Linked DNA regions of Homo sapiens: region 2 is linked to region 1. Evidence: read pairs that join two places in POLR2A ChIA-PET (ENCODE). Cell type or tissue: MCF 10A. All regions are shown on one strand.

Region 1 (2,500 bases):
GCTTGAACCCGGGAGGTGGAGGTTCCCGGGTCAAGATCGCGTCACTGCACTCCAGCCTGCGCGACGGCAGCGAGACTCCATCAAAATAAAATAAATAAATAAACAAAAGTCGCATCCTGGAAGATAAGGAATCAAGTAAACTTCTTGGGTTTTCCTTCATTTAAAATATTTGCCTTTTAAATCCAATTTTAAAGCCATGTAGACGTTCTTCCATCACCCACTGCACATCGCATGCAAGGCATAAATTTTTAAACCGTCGTCCCCAGACTGTAGAACTTAGCATATGGAAAACATAAAAACACGAGGGATACTTTTAGCGACAGAGAGAAAATAAACACCAGCGATACATTTAGCAAAACATTTCACCCAACAAGTGGTTTGTTTTGATCCTTCCCCTAAAATCCCTCCTACCTGTCAAGCTCACTTTCCCCTCGGTGATCCTGCACATTCGGCCTCCCAGGGGCTTCCCACAACGCTGAGCACAGCCACGGGCAGCAAAAGCACCCAAATGCCCCTTGGCCGGGCCGTGAAAGGCGAGTTTTCCCGACCAATGTCATCAAGAATCTGGAAAAGGGGGCCCAGGAGCATCAGGTGCTTTCAGCAAGAACTTGCACCTTCTGCTTCTCTCGCAGGCGGAGGCGCCAAGGACCCCGTTCCAGGTGGAAGCCCAGGGCGGTTCCTCTACAGACAGAACCGAAAGGTAACCCTGGAGGCTCGGCTCCAGGCTGCGCCAAGCCGAAAACAAACTTTCCAGGCACTTCCACCCCGCTGGGCCGGGTGACACCTCCCGGCCTCCCCCGCCCTCCGCGCGTCTGTCAGCGCCCCCGGCCAGGCCGCCGCCCGACGCAACCCAGGCCCGGTCTCCCCGCCGCAGCCAAGCAGCGCCCTCGGCCGGCGCCCGCCATCCCCGGCCCGGCCGCCCGGCCGCAGGTAAGGCGGCACCCGACCCTCGGGACCCCGGGCCGCCCCGCCTCGCCGCGCGCTCACCAGCTAGGTGGTGGTCCTGGCTATGGGCCTCGCGTCTGCGCGGGCGCCTCCCCCGAAGCGCTCCGCCGCTCGGGGCCTCCTCAGAGTCCTCCTTCCCTAAGCTGAACTCCAGCAACGGCGGCCCTCACGCTGTGCCCGCGACGCCCCGCCCCCCGCGATGCCCCCGCCCCCCGCGACGCCCCGCCCCCGCGCGACGCCAGGCAGGACTTCCGTCGCACCGCCGCCGCCGCCCGCGCCCATTGGCCGCGCCCATCGTCCCTTCGCCGCGGTCTGAGTGGGCCCCGCCTCTGCCCCAGCTGCATTTCCGGGTTGGGGCCTGGCGGGCGGGAGAGGCCCGGCCCCGCCTGGGCAGGGGGACCTCGCGCGAACCAATCCCAGGGCCCCGGGGGCGGGGCTCTGCGGGGGTGGGGCGAGCTGTCATTCCCAGCTCCCAGACCGGGAAACTGAGGCTCAGAGGGGACCTGGCTCCGGCCAAGGTCACGCCCGAGGTAATAGCGGGGCTGGGCTCGAACCCGGGGCTCGGACTCCGGAGCCGGCTCTGCGTAAATGCGGAGGCGCAACTTTGCTAGTTTCACAACTAACAAGCGTTCACGGAAGGAAATCTGGGCTATAAGTCACATTCATAAAGCGGAAAACAACCAATCCTACCACTGTCCATAGTCCTGGAGGCAGCCTCAGAACTTCTGTCCTTACCTATAAATGATTTTGTGGCGGTTTTTTTTTTGTTTGTTTTTCTTTTTGTAGTTGTTAATGTCAATCATGATTTTTTGCTTGTGTTTTTTGTATTTTAGGTTTTTTTGTTTGTTTGTTTTGAGACGGAGTCTTGCTCTGTCGCCAAGGCTGGAGTGCAGTGGCTCGATCTCTAGTCACTGCAACCTCCACCTCCTGGGTTCAAGCAATTCTTTTTTTTTTTTTTTTTTTTTGAGATGGTCTCGCTCTTTCCGCCTGCCTCGGCCTCCCAAAGTGCTGGCATTAGAGGCGTGAGGTACTGCACCCAACTGAAATGGGTTAACTTTTTTTTTTTTTTTGAGACGAAGTCTCGCTGTGTCACCCAGGCTGGAGTCAATGGCAATTTCACTGCAACCTCCACCTTCTGGGTTCAAGCAATTCTCCTGCCTCAGCCTCCTGAGTAGCTGGGACTACAGGTGCGTGCCACCACACCCAGCTAATTTTTGTATTTTTCGTAGAGATGGGGTTTCACCATATTGGCCAGACTGGTCTCGAACTCCTGACCTCATGATCTGCCCACCACGCTTCCCAAAGTGCTGGGATTACAGGGGTGAGCCACCCCGCCCGGCCAACTTTATTTTTTTTTATACTGACACATGGCCATGCAGATCTTGAGTAATGAACAGAGAAAAGGGAAGCAGTGAAGGAGAAACAACTTGAGGAAATTGTACACGGTGAACTTTAGAACACAGAGCCTGGGGTGGAGGAGCCTCGGGGCAGGGGCCAAGGGTGACAAGAAGGCTGTCCTGTGAAGAAAGCAGCTGAGCAGGCACCAGGGGCAGAG
Region 2 (2,500 bases), 70 kb before region 1:
CCCCTTGCCTGGCTGGTTGACAGACCCGGGGTGGTCACTGCTGAGACTTCAGAGATCGCAGCTGCTGTGAGAATACGGTGAAGGTACTTTGTTCTGGAAGATGTTGTCATACACTTTTCCCCAGTTATTTTCAAACTTGACATGAGCCTATGTTGACTCACTGGGTGGGGGTCCCTTCTTACGCAGCACACGTGGCAAGTGCCTGAATCGGGGCTGGAGGCACTTCAGAGCCTCTGAGGGGCCACCACTTCTGGCCCAAAATTGCAGGGTTGTAGATGAGGCTGCCTGTGGAGAACTGGTGTGAGGAGGAAGCTGTTTCCAACAAAGAGCACTTTCATCTGTTGAGATGGCTGTGGTGAGCAACTGAACGAGCCTACGTGTGTACCTGAATTTTCCCCGTAACTCATTTCTTCCATATGAAGAAACACCAAACTATGTACAGAGAACTTTTTACAAAAGGCAGACCTTTTTTAAGCTGTGTAACCCACATAGCCTAACCACCTGGCAGAATGACTACGAATAGGGGTCATTGTGCTGGTAAAAGCCTCTATTACGACTGTAAGTAAGTTGGATGTTGGCAAAATTAAATTGTTACAGTATTTAGAGCTGCTGTAGCTGTTCCTTCACAACATAAAATAGGATAAATGACTAGTACGTCTTTCAGGTGGGTGGCAAGCAGAACATGCGTAATATTCTCTACCTGGTCTGTAGCTGTAACTGTGATGTACAGACAAAGCAAAAATTAAAAGAACTTATGAAAACAAATGCAATGATACTAGGATATACACTTTTGTATTTTTATTCTTATATAAGGTTATTTGCTGGCTATTGTTGGCCTCTAGTTCAGTCTGTGTTATTTAAATTCTAATATATGAATTATTTGAATTGAATTCATGTTCGGGGCCACGTTGTTGTATGTATTGATGTACAGCCTTGAATGTGAATAATTATTGTAAACTATATTTTACAACTTTTTTTCTGGCTTTATTATATAAATTTTCTATTGGGTCAGTGATTTAATCATATAATTTAATGAATCTGTTTATCCTTTTTTTTTTTCCAAATACTTGTGCTTTAGGTGTAGTTACCAGATGATGAATTTTCCTCGTATGGTCAGTAGTCTTGTAATAAAAAGCATGTAGAGTGTAGAGGTTTGCTGGCGTGGCTCTTCCTTTGACCCCGCCACGGAGTGGGGGCGCGGTTGGGGGCGGGTGTCTGCCATTGCCCGCTAGCGTTGGCGCCCCAAGCTCGGTTTCACTCCCTCCGGAAGTGGGACCAGCCGGCTGCTTTTCCCGGATGGAACTTCCGCCTGCCATGTGACCGGCGGGTGTTCTACAAGGGCTGACCAGTGGGCGGGACAGAACGCAAAGGGCGATATTAAAAGCCGGACTCTTCCGGTGAAGCGGAGGTGTGGTGGGGCTTGCTGGGATCATGGCGGGGAATCACTGCGAGCTCCTGCCGCTGGCCCGTGGCAGGCTCGGGGCGGGGTTGGGGTGGCTTCTTGTGCCTCCCTTAAAGCGCGGGGCTCAGCGTCCTGGCCCAGCGCCCCAGCAGCAGGTCCAAGTGGGTCCGGCTCTACAGCGGCGGCACCTACTTCCTCACCACTGGGCAGACGCCGCTGTGTCAGGACCCGAAATCCTTCCTGTACCTCTTGAGCCAGGCCGACCCCGACCCGGACTCGGACAAGGTGAGGACCACGTGGGCCAGTCGAAAGGGCCTGGGCCATTTCGGCCTGTGGCCGCCGCACACGCCCTGCTCCACGCCGAGGAGAGCTCAGCAGGAGAGGGCGACTCTCCTCGGGCTTCGAGCCCAACACTCCCTTGTCGCCAGCTCATCCCCAGCTTGCCCCGATCCCCTATCCTGGGAGGGGAGGGCAAGGATGGCGCCCTGGTGTCCACTGCCTTTGAGAATCCTGAGTCGCTTCACCTTGGGGGTGTCTCTTCCTCGCCCTCTTTGCTCTTTGGTGGAGGAGGCTTCCGAGACCCCGGACTTTGCTGTGATTCTACTTTCTTTTTCTCACTAGGTTCTTTTGCCCAGGGTGTGTGAACGCCTTCTCTTCTCTGTCCCAGGGTACTTGCTGGCTCTGGAGACAGAACCCTTGGCGTTTCACATTCTGGACGTTTGAATTAACGCTGACGTGGGGGTTGATATGGGCGGCCCTTTTTTTCCCTGGTGACTTGTATTTAGAGAGTTGGCGCTCCATCCTTTCCATCCACAGCACGCAGCACCCACTCAGCACCTCTTAGAAGATGCGTCCATAGTATATACTGTGATTTTTCGAAGGGGATTTTGCTCATATTAAGGGTTGCTTTAGGGATGTCCAGGAAGGGCCAGGTAAGGAATCTTTCAATCTGCTTTCTAATTGGCTTAGTTTTCCCACTGTCTTCGCAAAAGGACAGGAATTTCCAGGTTAGTTTGCAGCTTGTCTTTCATCAAGCGAAATGCTCATGCTGTTGGGTAGATGGTAATAGAAACCTTTTGCTACCTTTATTTATCAAGA

Evidence for each region. ChIA-PET counts read pairs that join two places held together with the same protein. Peaks named below come from ENCODE experiments on the same cell type or tissue, not always from the same donor. Only the 100,000 strongest peaks of a DNase experiment are listed, where the experiment ranks them.
Region 2: POLR2A ChIA-PET joins it to region 1 with 10 read pairs; 14 of 35 experiments call an interaction of 5 or more read pairs at or near these places.

The regions. Positions count from the first base shown.
Region 1 is chr16:2,672,296-2,674,795 of GRCh38, forward strand. It overlaps ERVK13-1 (endogenous retrovirus group K13 member 1), which reads right to left and starts at 1,144. Exons shown (of 3, transcript NR_040023.1): 1 at 988-1,144; 2 at 1-275. It overlaps LOC124903627 (a long non-coding RNA gene), which reads left to right and starts at 828. Exons shown (of 2, transcript XR_007064945.1): 1 at 828-930. RefSeq lists silencers at 795-1,114, 1,125-1,514. In MCF 10A, no CTCF peak of the experiment used is centred here; a DNase peak (open chromatin) is centred at 1,276.
Region 2 is chr16:2,602,041-2,604,540 of GRCh38, forward strand. PDPK1 (3-phosphoinositide dependent protein kinase 1) reads left to right here. Exons shown (of 14, transcript NM_002613.5): 14 at 1-1,148. It also overlaps the pseudogene LOC652276. Among named protein-coding and RNA genes, the nearest start is that of FLJ42627, 36 kb to the right of the region's middle. RefSeq lists an enhancer at 1,532-1,871. In MCF 10A, no CTCF peak of the experiment used is centred here; a DNase peak (open chromatin) is centred at 1,331.